Regions from separate parts of the Homo sapiens genome. Here region 2 is linked to region 1. A link is an interaction called in ENCODE POLR2A ChIA-PET data of the cell type or tissue named here. Cell type or tissue: MCF 10A. All regions are shown on one strand. Each heading gives the region's core, and the rest is flanking DNA. Links, peaks and the distances in the headings are about the cores only.

What was found. Peaks named below come from ENCODE experiments on the same cell type or tissue, not always from the same donor. Only the 100,000 strongest peaks of a DNase experiment are listed, where the experiment ranks them.
Region 2: POLR2A ChIA-PET joins it to region 1 with 6 read pairs; 2 of 35 experiments call an interaction of 5 or more read pairs at or near these places.

The regions. Positions count from the first base shown.
Region 1 is chr1:159,749,123-159,754,323 of GRCh38, reverse strand. No RefSeq gene overlaps it. Among named protein-coding and RNA genes, the nearest start is that of DUSP23, 29 kb to the left of the region's middle. In MCF 10A, for the core only: no CTCF peak of the experiment used is centred there; a DNase peak (open chromatin) is centred at 1,953.
Region 2 is chr1:159,490,380-159,495,580 of GRCh38, reverse strand. No RefSeq gene overlaps it. Among named protein-coding and RNA genes, the nearest start is that of LINC02819, 27 kb to the right of the region's middle. In MCF 10A, for the core only: no CTCF peak of the experiment used is centred there; a DNase peak (open chromatin) is centred at 2,450.

The sequences.
Region 1 (5,201 bases), core at 1,013-3,512:
TTTTGTATTAATTAGTTCTTTCCTTCAAATTCAAATACCTTTACAATAGCTAAGGATATTTATCATTTAAATTCAGAGTTTGATACACTTGCTTCCTCTTAGCATCTGTGATATGCTGTCCAAATTGAAAAAAAAAAGCATTATTTTTTTCTTTGTTTCACTTGGAAGGCTTTAGGAAATGGGAAAGTCTGAGCACTGTGCCTCCCAGGAAGGATTTGGATCACCGTTGGGCAGTATGAATTTTTTTGGGTTTGGGAACCAGAAGGGAAAGGGTGCCAGGAGGTGGAAAAATGGTACTGACAGGGATGTGGCTGTTCTTGGCCAGTGAGCCCTGAAATCCTGATGTGACATAGGTGGCTAATTACTGCACTGTGTAGAGGTATCATGATGCGTCTTTCAGCATGATTCCAGACACAGCGCCTCTCTCATTTGACTCCACTCTTTTAACATGGATCCCCGGCTTCTACCTGCACAACCTCGCATGGTCACATCTCCCACAGAAATGAAGGAAGAGCCTTCTTCCCTGAAACAGCAGGGACTTTCGTGAAGTTCATCATGATGGTGCTTTTTAATTGGCTGTCTTGGCCTTTTATTTGTTTTCTGACCCTTGGACTTGCATTGCTCCCTGGTGCCTGTGGGTTTCCTGGTTTCTAACTGCTGGCTTGATTTTTAACCTACACACTTAACCTGGACTCCTGATATGCATGTGATTTCTGACTTCTCATTTGGCTCGGAGCCTTTTTGACTTTTCCCGTTCCCAGTCCTGCCTGTAATTCTTAGACTTGTTGTATTTTTCTACCTGGCTTCCCACCTTGGCTCTGGGACTCTTTGTCAACACCAGTCTTGATCCAATAGAGAGACTCGATCTCATTGGGCAACCAGGTAAACAAGAGGACTGGTGAAGGGGTTGAGAAAGTCACATCTTCATCTAGCATTTGGCACAATTCTCATGGCCTTTCTGATCATGGAGTTGACTTTATGTAATAAGAGTTCGAAGAAGTCTTGAACAGAAAAAAATTTTGTAAACAAGAGGCAGTAATTGTTATTCTTTCCAGTTGTTGAGTTAGCTACACCTCTGTAAATTGTAACATAGAGTTTCAAATTTATATTGAATTCCTGCGGTGTCCTGAAATTGGGGTCGGTCTACCTTTCCGAAGAAGACCAGACACATTTCTGTGACACAGGATCTTTTATATAGGATTCATGGGTAATAATTTCTGCTGCTCCTTCTTTATTCCAAAAGTGAACAAAAGTCAGTTTTTCACACAGGTAAAGTTACTAAAATTGTGGTAGGTAAAGTTACTAAAGCTGTAGTAACTTTACCTGTGTGAAATCCTAACTTACTTCAATAGGATATTATTAAAGGAAGGAGAATTTCCACATTCAAGATAACTAATCCAAATCAAGATCTTCATTTGGGAAAACCAGACTCAATAATATCAGATCCTGGCATAGCTCTGGCATGTTGTCTTGCAGGTATGTTGAGAGTATACAACTATGGGTAACCTCTTGGGCAAAGGAGCTCAAGATTAATTTCTTGTCATTTTCCACAAATGTATCAATGCATCTACAAAGTAAAATGGGATGGATTCTCAAATGTCAGTTCTTTCGAACCATTGATCTTAAGAATTCAGGTTGAGTTTATGTCTAGAATTTTAACTGATCATGACAGATAAATCTATGAGTCATTGTCATCTCTTAGAAGCTCATGATGATTTTAAGGGCGTGTTGTAACCACTTCTTTAACCAAAATCAGGCAATTTCAGGTGTGGCCCATAAGTAGTTAATTCCACAATGTTGCATTTTTTATGCTCCACTTGCAGCTGATTTGTGAGCTGTAGAGTTTGGCGGGGTTGGGAGTGTTGACCTCAGGAAGGATTTGCGACAGTGCTTGGCAATCACGTGACACACCAGCTATTCCTTCCCATCATTAACTTGGCATTGACTGGACAAGCAACAGGGCACCATTCCAGGTGTGTGTTGAAATTCTCTGGTGTCCTTTGAAATCCTAAGCAACAATTTCCTCCCATTGTGCAACTCAAGAACTCTGATAAACAGTATGTTTGGCATTCTGTTCCTGGAAACGTCTCTTACAGAGGCCACCTATGGGTGTTCTAGAGTTGACTGAGGGACATCAGTGTTGGATGATGCCACAGAGGCTACCAGCTAAGTCTGTGTGGCAATAAAACACATCCTGTATAAGCAGAGACAGAGATGAGCAGGGGAAAATCCAAGCAAGATGTAGGAACAAATTAAAGGATGTATCACTCAGGCAACCAAGGTCATGGAGAGCAGAATAGAGCACCAAGAAAAGAGTTCCTGATAAACCAATGCACTAATTGGAAGTGTTTGTGGTGATGTGAAGAAGGCCTCTGGAGGCCTCCAGGGTGAGTTAAGGCAAGCAATCAACATGTCAAGGTAATTTGTTAGCAGTACTGGCTTTGGGTTAAGGTGTATAAACCTGCCTGTTGTGATGTATGAAGCCTGCTAACCGGAGGAAACTTGGCCATAGAAGGACAGCAGCAAAGTGGCGCCTGGTTGGAACTGACAAGAGGAACCACCTATACTTGTATCTGTACCTGTATCATCTGCCCCATGAAGGCAGGCCCTAATTACAAACCACTTATCTAGATGGAGGGGTGGGCATGGCCTCTCTATATGACCACAGGATATTTCCAAGTTTCCCTGATCTTACTGAGTAGTTATTATGAAAGGATGCTCTCAAAGAGCTGCAAGAGAAATAAAGGCTTTAATGAACGTGCATTTCTACAGGCCAAGCAGACCTAATTTGCCCTCTGAATTCACACCAGCTGTGCACACCCCTCACCGACTCATTCAGACCATACTGGTTGTGCACACTTTTCACGATCTCATTGACCCTGCATGACTCTGCTTTACACTTGAATGATCCCAGGAACCCAGACTGACTGTGCACAGCCTCACCTTCCCATTGAGCCCCCATAGGTTATACATCACACACCACATTGTCACTCTCACAGTTGGCTCTGTACATTTCTCTTCTGCTAAGCTCACACCCTTCACCATCTTAGTGATTTCATATCCACTTTGCACTGAGCTCAGCTGAGATCACATGGCCCACTGCATTGACTTCACACAGATTATACAATGCTATGACATCACCCACTCTTTGGCCACTCAATATCTGTTTTTCTATTCTTCCTAGAAATAAACCCTGGTTGTACTTTATGCACAGCTAAGAGACAACATTTCCTAGCCTCCCTTGCATTCTTATAACATTTTGTTATATGATTAAGTTCTAGCTAATGAGATTTAAACAGACGGGTTTGGGTGGGATTTCTGAGGGTGTTCCTTGAAGTGAGACAAAATTCTGGGGTCTAATCTTTTGACCTTAGTCTTTCCATTTTCCCTCCCCTACTGGCCCCTTTAGTTTTGAAAACAGTTAGGTTGGTGAGATTTCATCATTCATCTTGTGACTTTGAGAATGGAAGCCACTTAATAAGAATGGTTGGTCCATAAGTTGGAGGGGATCTGAGATCTTGATAACTTTATGGGGCAACAAAACCACTTCCTGGGCCTTCTATCTTGACTTCTTTTATGGAAGAAGATGAGCCCCCCTAGTTCTGCTTAAGCCACTGTATTTGGATCTCTGACACTACAGGTGAATGCAATTCTGTTTTCTTTTGTTTTTTGTTTTTTTTTTTTTTTTTTTGAGATGGAGTTTCACCCTTGTTGCCCAGGCTGGAGTACAATGGCATGATCTCGGCTCACTGCAACCTCCGCCTCCTGGGTTCAAGCGATTCTCCTGCCTCAGCCTCCTGAGTAGCTGGGATTACAGGCATGCGCCACCACACGCGACTAATTTTGTATTTTTAGTAGAGACAGGCTTTCTCCATGTTGGTCAGGCTGGTCTTGAACTCCTGACCTCAGGTGATCCACCTGCCTTGGCCTCCCAAAGTGCTGGGATTACAGGCGTGAGCCACCGCGCCTGGCCAGGTGAATGCAATTCTTACTGGCGCAACCCCTCACCATTCTACTGAGCTCACCCTGACTATGCGTGTGCTTATCATCCCCTCAGTCTATGTGTACTCTGTATATTGTCATTTGACTGGGATGGTGCATATGTGGAACAGCTGTCTTTTACTTTTTTAAATGCTAAGAATAGCCTCTGAACTTTTCTTTTGACTTAGTCATATAAAGTAAGATGGATCAGACTCTCTGAGGTACATAAATCACATTCTGTAAATGTTAATGGGGAGAGACTAACCCAGTACAATGCAAGTTGTACACAGGAATCAATACTCAGGTGATGCAGAGAGATGTTAGGATCAATGGTTCTTCCTTCCCTGAGTCAGCACCAAATCATGTCATGATGATTACTTGTGCATCATGGAGGCTGGGATAGGGTCTTCAATGGCAAACGTTGCCATTCCTTAGTGTAAATCTGAGTCTCACCCACTACACTTCCCAAAAGACTATATTTGAAAAAAATTTGCACATTAATATATTTTCCTTACCTTGCAATTTTGCCTCTAAAAAATCAAAAGAATAAAACTCAAGGTAGGGAGATAGCAACTGGAAAGCAGGAAGTAGAAAGATGGGCTCACACGAGGGCTGCCCAGTACAGGAATATGGTGTAAATGGTGCCCCCTGAGGGTGCAAAGTAGTGTTCCAGCTTATTCCCACCTCCACCTCATCTTCCATCCCAGCTGCTGTCAGAGTCTTTGGACATGGCCATGGTGACTCTGGGTTCAGCGCCTCCTTATCCTTTTAGCCCATTCCCTGGTGTTAGCATGGTGGAACAGAGGGAAGGGTCCTATCGAAGGACAAGTTTTCAGGTAAATGGTTACCACAGCAAGGACTATTCAGGATGCAAAAAACAAGCTTGAGAAGAGTGTGCTTGAAATCTTTAGATAGGCAGCTGATACCTGGGCATAAAAATCACCTTTTCTTCTTTCATCACAACTAAGAGGCATGACTTAAAACCTTTAAGAGTAGATTTAGTATAAAAATGAAATGATATTATGTGAAACAAGGCATTCTTAGGTTCCTGGACTCTGCACTTCTAGGCCTCTGCCCTTCTTAACTAGTTGAGGTACCAGAGGAACCATAGGATGTAACTCAATGACCCCCTTTATAAGACTCTTGATGACTGGCTGTGACTGGCAGGTGGGGGCCTGTGACTCTTTGGCAGCCTCAAGGCAATTCGTCATACTTGGGGC
Region 2 (5,201 bases), core at 1,203-3,702, 260 kb after region 1:
AAAAAAAATACCAATGACATTCTTTGCAGCCATAAAAAAGAAACCTATTTAAAATTTGTATGGGGGGACAGGCCAAGATGGCTGAAGAGAAACAGCTCCTGTCTGCAGCTTCCAGCAAGACCAACCCAGAAGACAGGTGGTTTCTGCATTTCCAACTGAGGTACCCAGTTCATCTCACTGGGACTGGTTAGGCAGCGGGTGCAGCCCACAGAGAGCAAGCAGAAACAGGATGGGGTGTTGCTTCACCTGGGAAGTGCAAGGAGCCAGGGGACCTCCCTCCCTCCAGCCAAGGGAAGCAGTAAGGGACTGTGCTACCCACCCCGAGAACTACTATGCTTTTCCCACAGATTTTTGCAATCTACAGAGTAGGAGAGTCTCTCCTGAGCCTACACTACCAGGGTCCTGGTGAGAGGTGACAGCATGCTGGCAGTCCTCACAGCCCTCGCTCGCTCACTCTCGGCGCCTCCTCTGCCTGGGCTCCCACTTTGGCAGCACTTGAGGAGCTCTTCAGCCCACCGCTGCACTGTGGGAGCCCCTTTCTGGGCCAGCCAAGGCCGGAGCTGGCTCCCTCAGCTTGCAGGGAGGTGTGGAGGGAGAGGCGCCAGGAACCAGGGCTGCACGTGGCGCTTGCGGGCCAGCTGGAGTTCCGAGTGGGCGTGGGCTTGGCGGGCCCTGCACTCGGAGCAGCTGGCCGGCCCTGCCGGCCCCGGGCAATGAGGGGCTCAGCACCCGGGCCAGCGGATGTGGAGGGTGTACTGGGTCCCCCAGCAGTGCCAGCCCACCTGTGCTGCGCTCCATTTCTCGCCGGGCCTTAGCTGCCTTCCCGTGGGGCAGGGCTCGGGACCTGCAGCCCGCCATACCTGAGCCTCCCACCCTCTCCGTGGGCTCCTGTGCCGACCGAGCCTCCCCAATGAGTGCCGCCCCCTGCTCCATGGCACCCAGTCCCATCGACCACCCAAGGGCTGAGGAGTGCGTGTGCATGGCGGGGGACTGGCAGGCAGCTCCATCTGCAGCCCTGGTGCGGGATCCACTGGGTGAAGCCAGCTGAGCTCCTGAGTCTGGTGAGGATGTGGGGAACCTTTGTGTCTAGCTCAGGGATTGTAAATACACCAGTCAGCACCCTGTGTCTAGCTCAGGGTTTGTGAATGCACCAATGGACACTCTATATCTAGCTACTCTGGTGGGGCCTTGGAGAACCTTTATGTCTAGCTCAGGGATTGTAAATACACCAATCAGCACTCTGTATCTAGCTCAAGGTTTGTAAATACACCAATCAGCACCCTGTGTCTAGCTCAGTGTTTGTGAATGCACCAATGGACGCTCCGTATCTAGCTATTCTGGTGGGGACTTGGAGAACCTTTGTGTCTAGCTCAGGGATTGTAAATGGCACCAATCAGCGCCCTGTCAAAACAAACCGCTGGGCTCTACCAATCAGCAGGACGTGGGTGGGGCCAGATAAGAGAATAAAAGCAGGCTGCCTGGAGCCAGCAGTGGCAACCCGCTGAGGTCCCCTTTCACACTGTGGAAGCTTTGTTGTTTTGCTCTTTGCAGTAAATCTTGCTATTGCTCACTCTTTGGGTCCACACTGCTTTTATGAGATGTAACACTCACCACGAAGGTCTGCAGCCTCGCTCTTGAAGCCAGCGAGACCACGAGCCCACCGGGAGGAATGAACAACTCCAGCCACGCAATGAACAACTCCAGGTGTCCGCCTTAAGAGCTGTAATACTCACTGTGAAGGTCTGCAGCTTCACGCCTGAAGCCAGCGAGACTACGAACCTACCAGAAGGAAGAAACTCCAAACACATCCGAATATCAGAAGGAACAAACTCCAGACGCGCCACCTTAAGAGCTGTAACACTCACCGCGAGGGTCCACGGCTTCATTCTTGAAGTCAGTGAGACCAAGAACCCACCAATTCCGGACACACTGGGTTTCAAGCACAAAACTTGGGCGGGTGTTTGCGCAGGCACCAAGCTAGCTGCTAGAGCGTCCATGCTAGCCATGCCCAGAGTCCAGAGCAGTTCATAGCATCAGAGGCCTTACTGTCCTCTCTCCTCAGCTATATTCTCCAGAAATTCCTAGTTCACTACCATATACCTTAAGCTTAGGTAGTCCTTGGCACTTGGGTGACAAAAGCCTAATCTATCAGGTCATTTTAGGGAAGTGGCTTAGATGTCTTTCATAGAGCGCATGGAAGATAAAAGTGATTTGTGACGTTGTGCTTGGGACTTGGCATGGAATTTCACCTGTTTGTGCTAATCCCTTCCCTGACAGACTCACCAGTGTGAAGCTGAGAGAAAAATCATTCCAGGGACTTGGACCCACAATGGCCACACAGAGATGAACTGGGGGCTTAGGATAGAATAGATCACTCTCAATTGGCGTTCCGATAGGATTGCTGTATGGCACAAAAATTCCAGGAGCATGATTCACAGTGAATATAGTAGCAGCTATAGGAGTGATTAATAGCAAAGATGTTGGAGCCAGACTGTCTGGGTTTGTGTCCTGGCTCAGCTTCTTATAACCGTGTGATTTTGGGCAAGCTTTTAAACTTTCTGTACCCCAGTTTCCTCAAGTGCAGGAATGGTATTAGTGTCTACTTTGTAGAGCCGTTATGAAGACTAAATAAATTAATATAAATAACTGTTTAGAAGAGTACACCGTGAGCATAATATAAGTGTTTCTCTTTTGACATGCTGAGGCTGTGTCCTTCACCTAGTTGGCCTGTGGCTCCATCTGGGATAGAGTGGGGGTGAGGAAAATGCTAATAAATGTTATAGAAGAGATGAAAGAAGGAAGACCCAGACAATACTTGGCTTCTGACACAATGAGATGATGCAATAGGTAAATAACTTTACAAGCTAGATTACTGTGCTATGAAATAATTTGCTAAATTATTTTAGAAGCACTCCATTCCTCCCATACATAGCTTACCTATCAACAATTAGCCCTGAGGAAAAGTAAATTCTAAAGTTTTCCTATAGTGTAGAGAAGAAGGTATTTCTACCTTTAGTAGCTATTCCATGAGGATTGATTCTTTATATACAAAACAGATAAAAATAAGGGAAGTCTAAGAAGACCCTGCTCCCTTTCCACTGAGGGACAAGAAGATCAGTGTGAGGGAGGAGAGTCTTATATTCAAAATGTGGGTCTTCAGCTCGGACTGGGTGAAGGGAACATTTGAGAAGTAAAGGCAATGTTAAGAACAGAGAGCTCCTGACTCAGATCTGATTTTGAATTCCAGATATCTGATGTGCAGGAGCCTGCAGTCCAAAACAAGGCAGCTCAACCTAGATAAGAGAGAATGCATAAGGACATTTCCAAGACACTCTCAGCGGTTTTAGGTAAGGACAATAGATCAAGAGATATGGGACTTCTGGGAAACTTGTGGCAAGGAAAGTAAACAACACAACTGAGGCTGGAGAAGAGGAGAGAATTGCCAAGCTAAGGGTTCTGCAGGAAGATGTGGTAAACACCCAAAGCTGGGAGTACACCTTGGCTCAGGAAGATATGGGTGATGTCATGGAAGAATAACCCAAGCCAGAAGAGTGGATCATCTGTTCACCAGCCACAGACTACAGTGTGTGTGTGTGTGTGTGTGTGTGTGCATGCACATATATATACACACATATGTATATACATATATGCATATGTATATACATATAAGTGTGTGTATATGTTTGTATCTTTTTGTCCAGATAAACCAGAAGACAGGTGGTCCAAGGAAGCAACTATCACCCTGTCTTTATCTATCTATGTATATATCTATCAAGAAAGAGAGATTTATTTTAGGAATTGGGCTCATATAATTGGGGAGGCTGGAAAGTTCAAAATCTGCAGGGTAAGGCAGCAGGCTGGAGACCCAGGGAGGAGTTGCAGTTTGAGTCTAAAGGTGGATTGCTGGCAGAATCCCTTCCTCTTCAGGGAGGTCAGTCTCTTTTTATTAAAGCTTTCAACTTATTGGATGAGGCCACGCACATTATAAAGGATAATCTGCTTTACTCAAAGTCTACTGATTTAAATGTTAGTCTGATCTTAAAAATACCTTAACGAAGGGCCGGGCATGGTGGCTCACACCTGTAATCCCAGCACTTTGAGAGGCCGAGGTGGGCGGATCAGCTGAAGTCAGGAGTTCAAGACCAGTCTAGCCAACATGCTGAAACCCTGTCTCTACTAAATATATAAAAATTAGCTCGGCATGGTGGTGGGCACCTGTAGTCCCAGATACTCAGCAGGCTGAGGCAGAATCGCTTGAATCCGGGAGGTGGACATCGCAGTGAACTGAGGTTGCGCCACTGCACTCCAGCCTGGGTGATAGAGTGAGACTCCATCTCAAAAAAAAAAAAAAGAAAGAAAGAAAACCTTCACGAAAATATCTAGACTAGAATAATATTTGATGAAATATGAGAGTATCATGGCCTAGTTAAGTTGACATATCAAATTAATCATTACAGAATTACAACCAGCAGGAGGACAACAGTAGAGATCTGGAGACCGGTGGGTACACGCAGAGACAGGGAGACTTTTTCCTCTTTTCTCCACCTATGAAGCATCACCCACACACCCTTCTCACTACTACCCGATATTGATACAAAACCAAGCTCATTCTGCCCATCATGCAGACAGCAAATTACTGATATAATGAGTTTTGCAGTAGAGAAAGATTTATTCATAGGGAAACCCAGAGAGGAGACAGGAGAACAGCTCTCAAATCGGCTTCCCTGAAGATAAGGCTGGCTCAGGGATATTCATGGGGTAAAGAAGCGAGGTGGTCTAAAGCATGAAGAAAAGTGATTGGCAGTAGGGATAAATGAGGTAACTGATGATGTGTACAAGTGTAGTTGGTGTTCATGGCTCCTTATAGGATGCATGTTCAGAAAATGGTGGTGTTATCACGATTTGAGAGAAGAATCTTTGGCTCTTTGACATCAAAAGCTCACCTCTTGAGCATTTGTGCAGGCCCAGTTGAAAGGTCAGTGGTCTTAACTGGTTTAAGTTGGACAAAAGCTGACCCCCAAGTTCCTGAAAACAACTTAAGCAATTGTTACCATGGTGACATATACATCAGAAGCATTATCTCTAAAGGAGCTCATGAAGGTTAAGTTATAGTGTTTAGCAGTGTGGCTTTCAGCTACATGGGTTAAAAACAATCAACAAAAAGCAAGTGACTAAAAAGATTAGCCCTTGGTTTCAACAAG